3 separate regions of the Homo sapiens genome follow, and regions 1 and 3 are each linked to region 2. The links are chromatin contacts, found by Hi-C or POLR2A ChIA-PET in ENCODE. All regions are on one chromosome and are shown on one strand. Each heading gives the region's core, a stretch centred on a gene start or an enhancer-like site at or near the end of the contact. The rest is flanking DNA. Distances are from core to core; before and after follow the strand shown.

Evidence for each region. A loop is a pair of places that touch in the nucleus more often than their neighbours do. ChIA-PET counts read pairs that join two places held with the same protein, here RNA polymerase II (POLR2A). Pooled maps may share reads with other maps.
Region 1: a loop to region 2 is called in a map of B cell, with 5 times the contacts of the local background. The contact joins the promoter of PDSS1 here to the enhancer-like site in region 2. A Hi-C loop is called at or near these places in 6 of 168 maps with a recorded cell type or tissue (B cell, CD4-positive, alpha-beta memory T cell, CD8-positive, alpha-beta T cell and 2 more), 5 of 37 single-sample maps with no recorded cell type and 15 of 50 pooled maps. POLR2A ChIA-PET finds 5 or more read pairs at or near these places in 11 of 52 experiments (B cell, CD4-positive, alpha-beta memory T cell, CD8-positive, alpha-beta memory T cell and 6 more).
Region 3: a loop to region 2 is called in a pooled map, with 5 times the contacts of the local background. The contact joins two enhancer-like sites. A Hi-C loop is called at or near these places in 4 of 168 maps with a recorded cell type or tissue (G401, OCI-LY7, astrocyte of the cerebellum and 1 more), 16 of 37 single-sample maps with no recorded cell type and 13 of 50 pooled maps. POLR2A ChIA-PET finds 5 or more read pairs at or near these places in 9 of 52 experiments (B cell, OCI-LY7, activated B cell and 5 more).

Annotation. Positions count from the first base shown.
Region 1 is chr10:26,694,952-26,699,930 of GRCh38, reverse strand. PDSS1 (decaprenyl diphosphate synthase subunit 1) reads right to left here and starts at 2,230. Exons shown (of 12, transcript NM_014317.5): 1 at 2,091-2,230. The coding sequence starts at 2,219. RefSeq lists an enhancer at 1,175-2,063 and a silencer at 1,938-2,557.
Region 2 is chr10:26,735,548-26,740,044 of GRCh38, reverse strand. It overlaps PDSS1 (decaprenyl diphosphate synthase subunit 1), which reads right to left. Exons shown (of 12, transcript NM_014317.5): 10 at 4,466-4,497. Among named protein-coding and RNA genes, the nearest start is that of PDSS1, 40 kb to the right of the region's middle. Within about 2 kb of position 2,809, at least 7 of the 41 ENCODE cell types and tissues checked have a DNase peak (open chromatin) inside an H3K27ac peak, as active enhancers do; they include B cell and OCI-LY7, where a contact is called at or near this core.
Region 3 is chr10:26,779,376-26,784,000 of GRCh38, reverse strand. All of the region lies in intron 2 of ABI1 (abl interactor 1), which reads left to right. Among named protein-coding and RNA genes, the nearest start is that of ABI1, 79 kb to the left of the region's middle. RefSeq lists enhancers at 1,244-1,985, 2,102-2,211, 2,792-2,921, 3,032-3,191. Within about 2 kb of position 2,565, at least 9 of the 41 ENCODE cell types and tissues checked have a DNase peak (open chromatin) inside an H3K27ac peak, as active enhancers do; they include B cell, where a contact is called at or near this core.

The DNA of each region.
Region 1 (4,979 bases), core at 981-3,480, 40 kb after region 2:
ACCAAAATACACATGCCTGAGGCAGACACCAGAATGCTAACATATTAACATATAGTGAAAGGCATCACTGACACACACATCAGAAATACATGATCTTGGCATCATGAGTCCACAGAATTCCTCCTTGTCGTCATGCAGACGGGGAGGCCATAAAGCATATTCTCTCCAGAAAAGCACACTTTCCCTGGCTAAGGTTGCTTGGTGGGCAAGAAACTTTTTTAAAAAGAAGTGTCAGGCCAGGCGTGGTGGCTCACACCTGTAATCCCCGCACTTTGGGAGGCCGAGGAGGGGGTGGATCACTTGAGGTCAGGAGTTCCAGACCAGCCTGGGCAACATGGTGAAATGCCGTCTCTACTAAAAATACAAAAATTAGCTGGGGGTCGTGGTGTACGCCTGTAATCCCAGCTACTTGGGAGTCTGCAGCAGGAGAATCGCTTGAACCTGGGAGGTGGAGTTTGCAGTGAGCCGAGATTCCGCCACTGCACTCCAGCCTGGGCGACAGAGTGAGACTCTGTGTCAAAAAAAAAAAAAAAGAAGAAGAAGAAGAAGCATGTAGTGGCATAAGAGGGTGGATGCACCCATCTCTTCAAATACTGGCTTCTTCTGTGGAACTAGAAATATCTGAAGTCTGGAGAGAACAGTCCTGAAATGGATCACAGCAAAGCCTACCTTCCTCCTCTAAGCCTCTTCTCCCACATGCCCCTCACCCCCCATATTCTGTTCTCTTTACTCTCTAGCATTGTCTAGTTGCCCAGCTGCCACTTGGTCTCCAAACGTCTTTTTTGCTTTAGATTTTTTAGAGATAGGGTCTCACACTGTTGCCCAGGCTGGAGTGCACTGGCACTATCACAATAAACAGCTCACTGTAATCTTGAACTCCTGGGATCGAACAATCCTCCTCCCTCAGGCTCCTGAGTAGGTAGAACTACAGGCATGCACCACCCCACCTGGTGAATTTTTTCTATTTTTTATAGAGACAGAGTCTTGCTATGTTGCCTAGGCTGGTCCCAAACTCCTGGCCTCAACCGATTCTCCCACCTCAGCCTCCCAAAGTGCTGGGATTACAGGTGTGAGCCACTGTGCCTGGCCCAAGCCTTGTTTTGGATAATTTGTGATACGCATCTACTTTGGTACAAAGTAGATATTTATAAGTGTTATATATTTCATACTGGGAAATGATGTTTGATGAGAACACGGACACATAAAGTATACCAAATCTGAATTAAAAGAGTACTAAATTCAAATAAACTTAAGTAACAGTGAGTCCATAGATTTTGCACGGTTATGCTAATAGCATGGGCCTACCCCATGGCACACTGAGAATCATTACAAAGCGCAGAAGGGCTCACAGTGTCCATTTACAGGGGCTAAACTGACCAGAAAGGGAGAAAAAGGAGATCGGAACCCAAAGGCAGCAGAGGAGACCCTGAAAGAATGGGCTATCGCTGAGATTCTGACTTTAGATGACTCCAGGGTTTCTCTCCTCCTGACGGCCTCGGGCCTTTCTCCTTCCAGTGTCATTCCAGCCCCATCCAGGTGTGCTCTCCTCCCGAGGCCACTGCTGGACAACTAAGGTCCGGTCCACCCTAGCACCAGCCCTGCATTCTCCACAAGACCTTTTCGGACTATTCCGAGGCCGATTCGATCCTCCGTTTCTCGGAGAGAGCTCTGAGCACTTTGGCTCTAAAATTTCAGGCAAGATCTGTCTTCCTCTAACTCCAAAGTAAATAGCTGCAGTCGCTCTCCAGGCTTAACCTTGTCCATATAGCAGCGGTCAATCTGATCGCTCCTGCGCTTCCCCCAGGACACGGATCCCACCGCTTTCTCCACCCCCCAAAACGCTCCCGGGGTCCCCAGGACACCGCTTTCTGCAACCCCGTGTAGGGCGCCCCTACTTCAGTCCAACGCGCGGCTCCGTCCCACCGCGAGCACCCCTCAGCTCCGGAGTCCCACCCCGGAGCTACCCCGGAGCTACCCCGCGCGCCCCCGCGTCGCGACGCACGTGCTCCCCGCTCCCATTCATTCCGCCCACTGCTGTCATTGGAGCCGTGACCTCTGAGCCCCGCCGGGCGCGCGCCTCCCAACCTCACCTGCGCGCGGACTTCGGCAGCGGCGCTCGGCCCCAACGGTCCCGCACGGCCGGGGGAGCCGGGCCCGGGGCTCCGCGCCGCCGGCTTCCAGGAGCAGCCGCGCCGCCACCGCCACCAGCGCGAGGCCATGGTCGGAGTCTGAAAGTCGCGGCAGGGCGGCGGCTCCGCCTCTGGCCCGCGATCCTCCTCCCGGGACCCGGAGCCGGAAACCTGGCACAGGAAGCGCTTCGGCCAGGCCCGGGAGCGCGGTTCGCTCTTCCTCGCTTGCGGTCCGGCTGCCGGCGCGGACACTTCGGGTGTCTGCCCGTCTGCAGCCAACGGGGACTGCAGCCGCTCCCGGGAGGCGACGGGGCAGGGGCGTGCGGAGACCTGGTCTGGGGACCCCGAGCGTAACCTTCCCCGGGGCGAGCCTCCTATCCCCACCTCTTCCCGGAAGCTGTGCAGGGAGACTGGCCACGCCTGCAGTCATAGCAAAAATGTCCCTGTGGGGACCTTTTATTAGCAAGAAATACTACCGCGCGCCACCCTTGCAGCCACGAACTCTTTTGTTCTGCGTGTTTAGGCAGAAACATAACTCAGAGAATGGGGTTCCCGCTCCGCAGCCTAAGCCGGAGGCGACGGTTTCCGCTGCTGCTTCCCTTGGCAGTGACCTGACACGCCCTGGTCGGCTGCCTTTTGCAATCTGTTCTTGAAGGAAGTTCCAGCCCATCGCATCTTCCTAGAAACAAGTCCGACCACGATCAGGGTTGTTGTGAAATAGTAGCTAAATTAGCCGGGTCTCGTGACTTTTGGACTCTCCCCTCCAAACGCCTTATAGGTATAGTTTGGCAATCTTGCTCACACCTGGGTGTGAACCTGCGTGTACCCAGCCCGGGAGATATTGGAGTCTGTACAGGATTAGTACCCCTTATGGGTTAGAAAGGCCTTCTTTCCTTAGCTCTAAGGCCAGATCTACTGGTGCTAAGAGACAGCGTGTTCCGAACAGAAATTAAGTGATATAAACATTCAGCGCATGCACTCAAACACACAGAGCCAGTGAGATAGGGGGTAAGCATTAGAGATAGAGAAATGCAATTTAGTCCTCAAAAAATTCACTCTAATGAGGAAATAGACCAGCAAGTAGGTAATTGCAGTTCTCTGATTCATGTATTTTCTTGTTCTTGGGTTAAAGAATGCGGTAGCCTCATAGCTGGGTACATTAATTTCATATTTAATCGTGTGGATTTTTTATGGAATGAAGACATCATAGACTATATAAAGACATCTATGAAAATAAGCCAGTTTGATGGTGTTTTTTCCATCTTGAAGAATAGTATGTAAAAATATGCAAAGCTTTATGAGTAAAGATTGTTAATATGCACCTGTAGCTTATCTTGGTTTAGATTAGGTTTATATATTAAGAAACATTCATAAGGTGGAATTTGCCAAGTAGAGTGTAGCAGTAAGCACTTGGGTTGTACTTGATCCTATGACTAAGACATTATCATTTGCCCTTTTTTGTATATAAAGATAAGGAAACATATAGAGGAAATACCGTATGGTCAAATAAGTATCACACTCAAGCTCACCCAGTTGTCAAGTATGTCACTACACAATTTTGTCAGACCATGTTCGTTTAGAGATTGCTTGGCCACATTAAAACAGAAAACATTGCTCTTAAAAAGATGCTGTAGGTCGGGGGCACAGTGGCTCAGCCTGTAATCCCAGCACTGTGGGAGGCCGAGGCAGGTGGATCACTTGAGGTCAGGAGTTTGAGACCAGCCTGGCCAACATGGTGAAACCCGTCTCTACTAAATATTCAAAAATTAGTTGGGCATGGTGGTGCATGTTCTGTAATCCCAACCACTTAGGAGGCTGAGGCAAGAGAATCACTTGAACCTGGGAGGCAGAGGTTGCAGTGAGCCGAGATTGTGCCACTGCACTTCGGCCTAGGTGACAAAGTGAGACTCCGTCTTTAAAAAAAAGAAAAAGAAAAAAAGATGCCGTAGTATTGCAAGGCTAAGTAGGGACAGCAGCTGAAGTTCCTCAAGACTTCCAACGTTACTGTATAGCTAAACTCTTGAGAAAAAACAGTAAGCTACCAATTGGACATACGGAATTCACAAGTAGTTCTTTTGACCCCACTAGGCCAAGCATGAGTTGAGGAAGTTAAAAACACTATCTGAGTTATGCAGGTAAGTGCTAAAGAACAGACTTCTCTTGTGCAGTCTGAAAACAACTTTAGTCTATTTTGCTGCCCTTAGACAAATGAAAAGAGCCAGTACAGATGGATCAAAATGGCCTATGTGTAACTGAAAGCGATCAAGGTTGTCGTTTTGAGGTTGGAGTGTTAGGTACCCTCCAAGACATTTTCTTGCCATATTGATGATACTGTTTAAAACATAATATCTACAATAGGAACAGGTTTTATAGCCAAAGAGATTGTAAATATAGTACCAGGCCAGACACAGTGGGTCATGCCTGTTATCACAGCACTTTGGGAGGCCGAGGTGGCAGGATTGCTTGAGGTCGGGATGTCACGAACAGCCTAGGCGACATAAGCAAGACCCTGTCTCTACAAAAAATAAAATTAGCCAGGCGTGGTGGTGTGTGACTGTAGCCCTAGCTACTCAGGAGCCTGAGGCGGGGAAATTTGCTTGAGCCCAGAAGTTCGAGAGTTCGAGGCTGCAGTGAGTTGTGATCATGCCACTGCATTCCAGTGTGGATGAAAGAGTGGGACACTGTCTCCAAATAAATAAATAAATAATCCTATGTATTACTGTGTCTTGATTTACAGTACTGTGTAAAACATCTCATCCTGATTTTACTAAATAAATGATCAATGAATTATCCAAATTATCTTACTCTGGTAAGCACATTTATTGAGAGAAAAGGTTCAAACATTTGCAG
Region 2 (4,497 bases), core at 1,560-4,059:
TCAGCCTCCCGAGTACTTGGGACTACAGGCGCAAGCCACCACGCCCAGCTAATTTTTTGTATTTTTAGTAGAGATGGAGTTTTACCGTAGCCAGGATGGTCTTGATCTCCTAACCTCGTGATCTGCCCACCTCGGCCTCCCAAAGTGCCTCCCAAAGTGGGATTACAGGCGTGAGCCACCGTGCCTGGCCAATTTTTAAATTTTTTATAGAGATGGGGTCTTGCCTTGTTGCCTAGGCTGGTGTCAAACTCCTGGCCTCAAGTGATCCTCTCGCCTGGGCCTCCCAGAGTGCTGGGATTATGGACGTGAGCCACTACACACAGCCTGTTTTAGTTTTTTAATACCACATACCAATACTGGATATCTAGAAGGTTTTATCGTTGACACTGATGTGATTCTCTCGTAGGCATCTGGTGACATTACCTTGTTTATGATGTATAAGCTTTTTCTACAGTACCAGCAAGTGTGGTAAGATATGCTGATTGGGTGTTTTCACTGATGCTTTTACTATAAAAAGCATTGAGAAAGCAAAATTTGAAAAAAATATTTGCATTGAGTGACTACATCCTTCCTTCCAAACATGTCATGTGTGCAATTTTAATATGCAAAATATCAAACTCTTCCCCGGGCACTCCCCAGTCCCCTTAATGTGTATGTGGAAAAGAAAAGAGAAACACAGCAGGAAGAACAGTTGCCTGCAGATTTAGTGACAAATAAAAATTCTGTTTGCTCAGGTGCTGTTTTTAAGAGTAGGAAAACCACCTGTGGATAAATCGGGTTGTAACTCTGTGAAACCCATCCATAAACTAAACTGCTAAGGTGATGAGTATGAGTCTACCCAAACGAAACTGGGTAACACTAAGGCACCAACTAGTCACCACGATAGCATAAGGCCTGTGCAGCTGGTGCAGGGGCTGGTGATGGCATTTGGAAACGTGGCTACAACTGACGTTTGGGTCTAGTGACTTATCAAATAAGGAAGAGAAGCAGAAGAAAGGAAAGATTTGGTTTTTTTAAAAAAGATATTTGAAAATTAAAAAAGTTTCACCAGAGAAAGTAAAACACTTCCATTTTGTTTCTGAAGCTTTCAAAATCCAATTAACATGAGGTTTTTATTCTTAAAGAGAATATGTACACATACGTACATGGGAGGACGCTGTCATCCCCTGGGACTTCTCCAGAAATCCCCAAAACTCTTTTTAAATCCTCTGAACCAACTGTTATCAGGAAACCCCTTAAGAGAGATGTTAAAAATAAAGGAATTCCAAAAGACAGGGAGTTTCTGTCAAGTGCTGGCTGGAGTAAACTCCAAGACAACCCACCACACCAAATTAAAAAGGAAAAGGTGGTTTCCCAAGAATGCTTGTCCTGGTCCAGTGTTCACAAATGGAAAAGTTCAAAGACCATCTCATCAGCAAACAAAACTCACCTACCAAAGGGAAAGGATTACAGACGTCTTAGAACTACTCCACCAAGTAGGTATGTTGTTTACAATAGCAAAGACATGACACAGAGATGATTCTTTGAGTATCGTCAGTGCCCAGGTGGGTTAGTTACCTGCTCTGTGGGAAGGCCTGTGTGGTATCATAGCTACTAACTTCTCAGCATTACCAGTGGCAATAACACTATGTATGATGTAATAAAATGAATACTGGTCTTAGACTTGTTCAGTTCCCTGCTGTGCCATTTACCAGATGTTTAATTTTGGCGAGGTTTGGGCATCAGTTTCTTACTTGCAGAATAAACACCATAATATCTACCACAAAGAGGAGTTGTGAGATTAGAGATAATGTATGAAAGAATCCTTTGTAAACTAAAAACACATTTTCATTAAGTGGAGATATTGCATATTCTTACGTTATTTTTGGAACTTGTTTTTACCTGAATTAATCTTAGTCCCATATATCTTTTGACACATTTCTTGCTAAGAATCTCTTGTTTTACAGTGTATTCCACAAAAGAGCCTAACCTTGCTGTTTTATTAGAAGGCAACTTATAAATACATACTTGGCTAACTTCTGGCCCATGTGCCACAAGACAGAAACATCAGTCTACTTTTGAAATGAGTCCTGTCCAGAGTCACTTCCTGCTTGGACTCCATTCTGTGTTCCCTTTTCTGAGGCTGCAATGTGCCTTTTCAACTCACTGCCTTATGGGCAGATGAGAACACTGCTGTCTGGTGAGCATGAGTAGGTGCCTCATGACTGGGATTTCCCAGCAAAGCACACATAAAACCATGGCTTCGGGTACAGTAATCTTTTTTTTTCCTTTTGCTTGCTTTTTTTAACCAGCCTTTTTTTTTTTTTTTTTTTTTTTTTTTTTGAGACGGAGTCTCACTCTGTCACCCAGGCTGGAGTGCAGTCTCGGCTCACTGCAACCTCTGCCTCCCAGGTTCAAGGATTCTCCTTCCTTGGCCTCCCGAGTAGCTGGGATTACAGGCATGCACCACCAGGCCCGGCTAATTTTTGTATTTTTAGTAGAGACGGGGTTTCCACCATATTGGTCAGGCTGGTCTTGAACTCCTGACCTCATAATCCAACTGCCTCAGCCTCCCAAAGTGCTGGGATTACAGGCATGAGCCACCGCCTAACCAGCATTTTTCAGTCTCTTGTAGATTACTGACAGATACTATGCAGAGGTCCATTTCCCCTTTCCCCCACTATATATGAAAGCAGAGATAGCCATTACTCCTTTGTGTGTGTAGGGGAAAGTAAGTTAGTTTCTTCTGAAATATATTCAGAGTGAAACACAGTCCGAAGAGGCCAGCCTCCTCTCACCCAGTCACCTTAAGGTTTAAGTAGGACTCAACCGGTAACTTAGTATCCTGGGGTTCATAACAAGTACTTAACAATTTGAAGATTTTTACAAATAGAGCAACCAAAACTTTCTCATAGACTTCTCCAGGGAAAAAGGCTTTTTCCTTTTATCCTGATAATCTGAGCCTAGGTAAAGGAATCTTTACCAAGCTAGCTGGATTTCAGCACACTCAGTCCATCTTGCTTTCCTTCACTCATGTTTACTAACAAGTATCTGAGAAGTAATGTTCGCAGTTATATAGGTTACTGGTAGCCAGTGCCTCATTTTTCTAATCCCCAGCATAACACCTACATGGCTCAAATGTTCCTCACTCTTGCCTTAATGTACAAAAGGAGGTTTTATAAATTTTTGTCAAAACTGGGCACATGTATTATACTCTTTGATTTTGGGCTGGCAAGTAAGCCTCATTGGGAGAGAGGACCTATTTACAGCATACCTTTCACTTCTTACCTCAGCCTCCAAAGTTTGAGAGGATGGAAGCCTTGTAATAATGAGGGTGGGTGTTCCTACCGAGTACCCCAACATCTCCATTCATAGCCTTAGCAAGCTGCCAAAGTAGCCTGGTCCAGCCACCCAGAACGTCAGCCTCCCCTGGGAAGAATCATGCTGCCAATGGCTATGCTAGATAGTGGGTGAAAGATGACCTTTCCTCTCTCCAATCAGAAACCCACCAAAAGCAAGGGCCGTGGTTTCTGTATCACAGTGGAATCACTGAATTTTATGGAGGACATGACTGACCTTTGTAAACGTGAAGACAGAATAGAGGCAAAATCTCTGAAAGACCAAAAGTTACTATAATTTTACACCAAAGAGCTAATGTTGAATTTCATGGCACGGTGATGAACATCTTACTGCTTTGCAACATAACAAATTAAATACTACTAAGATGAAAATCTATTAACGAGATGTTCCAACACCAGCTAATGTCTCACTTATTTCAAGTAACATTCAGTACAGCCACAAGCCATGTGGCAGGGTCTGGAGGAGGCTGTGAGAATGTCTGCTTTGTCAGTCGAGGGAACATCTTTGAAGCTTCCTAAGCCTTTCATTCACATTAAGGGGGACTCAGTCCCTCAATCCGGAGAAAGAAGGAACTATGTGGGTCTACTGCACTCCACTGACTTCCTGACATTTTGAGGCAATGGCCGAGGTTCTAAAGCCTCTCTCAGAGCAGCAGAGTCTCATTAAACTTCTAGAACCGGAGAATTTCTTATGCTTGGAGGCCCTTGATGCTTCCTATGCCTTTTAAGGGGCTCTGAGGACCACCAAAGTCCAGTCCTATAATCAAGACTTAGAAACCGTTCACTTTGCCAGTGGCCAAAATATATGGAAATAATCACGATGCTACCTCAAATGCCTATGGCACACCACAAGACACAAAGATCTCAAATAGGATCTTAGCTAATCCTCACAACCACCCTGGGAGAAAGGTGATCTTCTCAATTTCACAGATAAGGAAACAGTCTTAGCAAGGTGAAATGACCAGCCCCAACATCTCACTCAGCCAGGATCAAATGCAGACCTGTGATCTCTTATCTGAATGCCTTCCCATCTATTCCTTTATGCAATCTTCCCATCAGCTGTGCCGCGGGACATCAGTTCTGTGGGGCTATGCAGTGATGTGTCAAAGGGAGTTTGTAAAACCTACCTGCTGACAGGCAAACAGGACAGGACCAGTGG
Region 3 (4,625 bases), core at 1,316-3,815, 44 kb before region 2:
ACAAAATCAGTGTGTCCCATTCCAGTAGCTAGCTTTACCTTTTTTCCAGTCATCTCTGACTCAAACCCAGACCTTTTGTCTGGAAGGGCCAGGTGCAAGAGTGACAAAGGGCCCTTTTATTAAACTTACAGAGACCCTTTTATGTCTCCTACTTTTGTCCACATGAGCCACTCTAGGGGAAGCAGTGTACTTAACTAAGTGGTCATTATTATTTAAGACCAAAGAAATCCAGCAAGAAAATCCAGATCGTCAATTCCAGGTGGCTGAACCTGAATTAAGTTTATACCAAAGACCTCCTTTTGGCTGGGTTGCCACCCAGAGAGTAGACCAATCAAGCCAGCCTGGGATTTCCATTAGAGGAAAGAAAGAAGCATCATGTTTAGGAATGGTCAGGGTGGAATCCCAAGTGGCCAGGAGATGTTCTCTTCCTGGAGACAGCCACATTCAGTGACCAAACTGCTGTACTCCTGTGTAGACCAGGAGGAGGTGACAGAGGTATACTCAGAAATCTTTTGAGTTGATTAAAATTTTTTTTAAAATTGTGGCAAAATACATATATGATCACCATCTTAACCATTTTAAGTGTGCAGTTCAGTGGTGTTAAGTATAGTTACAATGTTGAGCAACCAATAATCTCTAGGACTCTTTTTATCTTGTAGAAATTAAACCCTATACCCATTAAACAAGTGTCCTTTGAGCTTTCCTCCCCCAGGCAAACACTATCTCCATTTTCTGTCTTTATGAATTTGACTGCTCTAGTACCTCATATAAATGGAATCATACAATATTTGTCTTTTTGTGACTGGCGTATTTCACTCAATAATGTCCTCAAGGTTCATCCATATTGTAGCATGTGTCAGAAGTTCCTTCATTGTTAAGTCTAAATACTATTCTATTGTATGTATATATCACATTTTGTGCATCCATTGATCTGTTGATGGATTGTTGGGTTACTTTCATCTTTTGGCTGTTGTGAATAAAGCTGCTAGGTGACCCTGCTTTGAATTCTTTTGAGTATATACCTATAATTGGAATTGCTGGTTATGTGCTAATTCTGTTTTTAATTTTGTGAGGAATCACTATACTATGTTTCAGAGTGACTGCAAGTGCACAAGGGCTCCAGTTTCTCCACATCCTGATTTTTTTGATAGTAACCATCATTATGGATGTGAGGTTGTGTCACATTGTGGTTTTGATTTGCATTGCCCTAATGATAAGTGGTATTGAGTGTCTTTTCATGTGCTTATTGGCCATTTGCCTGTCTTTTTTTTTTTTTTTTGAGACAGAGTCTCACTCTGTCGCCAGGCTGGAGTGCAGTGGCATAATCTCAGCTCACTGCAGCCTCTGACTCCCTGGTTCAAGCGTTTCTCCTGCCTCAGCCTCCCGAGTAGCTGGGACTACAGGCACACACCACCATGCCCAGCTAATGTTTGTATTTTTGGTAGAGATGGGGTTTCACCATGTTGGCCAGGATGGTCTCCATCTCCTGACCTTGTGATCTGCCCGCCTCGGCCTCCCAAAGTGTTGGGATTACAGGCGTGAGCCACTGTGCCTGGCCTCTATTTGCCTGTCTTCTTTGGAGAAATGTCTAGTCAAGTCTTTTGCCCATTTTTGAGTCGGGTTTTTTTTTTTGTTGTTGTTGAGGTTTTTTGAGCTGATTTTTGATAAGGCTGTTGCAGTACTAAGCGATATAAGATGCTGTGGATGGTAGACTGTCACCTACCTTGACTAACAGCTCATTGTTGAGTGACTTTTGTGATAAAAGGTGTACCTATTGTCAGATTGCAAATGATGTGGAAAGTAAAAATAGGACACAGATTAGTGTCAAGGACCACGGTACTGTGGCTGGAGTCAGCTGATTGAACTGGAATAGCAGTACCAGACCCTGGAAAAGTGTCATCAGCAGTGAGACCCCACTGATAGCCTGAAGAAGGTTGTCTGATGCAACCAATCTGCCAGTAGCATGTGATGTGGTTCCTCTCACCATGAGACAAATGAGTCCTTTTCCAGGACTCATAAGTCTAGGATGAGGTGGCAGCCTCTGCATCAGGAACATAGAGTCTTTTACTTTGTATCCACTCTATGATGATAGATATGTTGCTGTGTCTGGTATGATGATGGATCCAGCAGCAGTGGTAGCAGTCTTAACCGTGCAGCTTGATCAGTGGCTTGATTATAATTGGTCTCATCAGACAATGGACCCTTACTGTAAACATCTATATTAGTGACCCAGATGGTTTGATCAGCAACTACAATTGATCTCCATGGTTTTTGGACAGTCTTAAATATGTCATTCTGTAGTTTTCCAAGTGGCTGACTAAATACCTAGGCAGTTGGTAATAGCCTGATAGTCAGTAAAAATATAACAAGGTTTTCAAGGGGAATATTGGCCAGATCTGTGAGAATGTCCTTGAGTTTTGCCCGTGGAACAAAGCAACCACACCCATTTTCAGTTCTGTATCATGGGCACTGGAGTTTACAGCCCACTAGGCACCACAGCGTCTCAGCTTAGTTGAATCATCAGTGAAACAGGCCCAGGCATTTAGGGAACCTCTGTGAATCAAGGGCCTCACTGAGCTAGCAGATTTGGTTTAGGTGGCAGAATGTAAGATCAGACTTTCTCAAAGGGAGAAGCTGCTGCTTTTTCATGTAAAGCTGAGATGCCCTAGGGGCCAGACTGGCTGCATTCTTGAATATTACCAGTTCCATGTGATGACAGAGGCTTGTTGGGCCTTTCCCACCTTATTAGTCATTGCATTTGAGTTGACTCATTCCCAAATGGGAATCTTTTCAAAAGAGGCATACCTAGTAGCTACGTCAGGGAGGCATTGAATCCAAACCCAAGAGTCACCTGAAGAGGTTGTTCCTCTTGCCAGAGGGTCTAGTCAGGAAAGTCATCTGTGCACAGACTTGTACTCAAACAGGTCATAAGGATTGTGGGGCCCCAAACCTACTAATGCCTTTCTACATGGGCTATTCGCAGTGAGCATAATCTCCCTGGAGCTTATGAGCCCTCACAGTTCAGGCCTGTAAAATATCAATACCACTATACACTCAGAAGTGGAAGCTACAAACAGTAGTACATTGAATGGTCCAAAGAGCCCCACCCAAAAGGTCACAGTAGCTTCCCTTCCCTACTTTGAACCCTACCCAGACCTCAGCAGTTGGAAGCTGGTAACTTATTCTTCCACAGGATGGGTATGAAGGTGCCTTGGGCTCCTGTATCCAACAGAGCCATAAAATGTTGAGTCTGTGCTCTCCCCAAAGTTATGTAGCCTACCCAGGTGTGTGTGGTCTTTAGTCTCCTTTGGGAACTTGGAGAACTTGGCCCCACTCCTAATCATCTTTCTTCATAAAGCAGCTGAGGTTGAGGGATGAGGGAGGCTGGGAGAGAGTAGCTTTGCACCAGTGAACAAGAGACATTTGCTTTCAGTTTTGAGTGGTGCTATAGCTGTGTGCTGATCAGTCCAATAAACCTGCAGTAATTTTGGTGCTACCAAAACCCTGTATTCTGTGCAAGATCGTTATTGCTTGAGCCCAGGAGTTCGAGACCAGCCTGGGCAACATCGTGAGACCTCGTCTCTACTAAATATTATATTTAAAAAATTAGCCTGGCATGGTGGGATACACCTGTTATCCCAGCTGCTCAGGAGGCTGAGGTCAGAGGATTGCTTGAGTGCAAGAATTTGAAGATTGCAGTGAGCCGTGATTGTTCCACTGCACTCCAGCCTGGGTGACAGAGCGAGACCTTGTCTTACACACACACAAAAGGTCATCATTATGGATGGTATCCATTTCTGTTTGGGAACACCTTGATCGAACAACTATAGCTTTGTTGCTTTCTGATGGGGGAAATGGGTTTTATACCCTTTGGCTGACGGGCTTGATCTGCACAATGGCATCATTTTTTAGAAGTCTGCCTTAATGTAGGCTCTTTACTGCTCCATTGTTAAGATAATGTCAAGATTATATCTCTTAAATTCTTGCTTGATTTCAATACTAGGGCTACTGGAGTTTTCTAAGGCTGCAGGACTGACAGCAAGAATTATCTAGATTCTTTGAGCTAGTTTCTGATTCTTCAGTGAATTACCTTGATCCGCATTTTAAACCCAATCTAGTACAGTAGGAGTCTGTAGACTGGTTGGTGTCCAAGGGAGTTTGTCTCAGGGAAATTTCCCTGAGAGTTTCAAAGGTTTCTTGTAGTGGACGGTTATACCACCAGAAAATGCTGAGGCCCTTTCCAGTTATCTTGAAAGGATTTAATGTTGACAAGGTAGACTGCGGTAGGAGCTGAGCACTAAGATAGCCAGCAAAATGCCATTCTTCTTTAACAACCATTACATGCCTGAGCAATGTAACTACATGCCCCTCCTCTTCCAAGCAAACTAGCCAAAGTTCTAAAGATTTGTTTGGCTCTGCCTACAATGGTTGCACCTTTTCTTACTTTCAAACTCAGTGTAGATGTATGTCTCTGTAACTGTCGTCCAAAGGAAACAGAACCTTATGTGCCCCTGTCTCCCTCTTCTAGACAAATCTTAGTCTGGAAGATTTCATGAAGCAGACCTGCTGAGGCTGACTGTCAGCTTGATAAGGAAGTCCTCCTATCTGCAGGAGTGTTGACAATA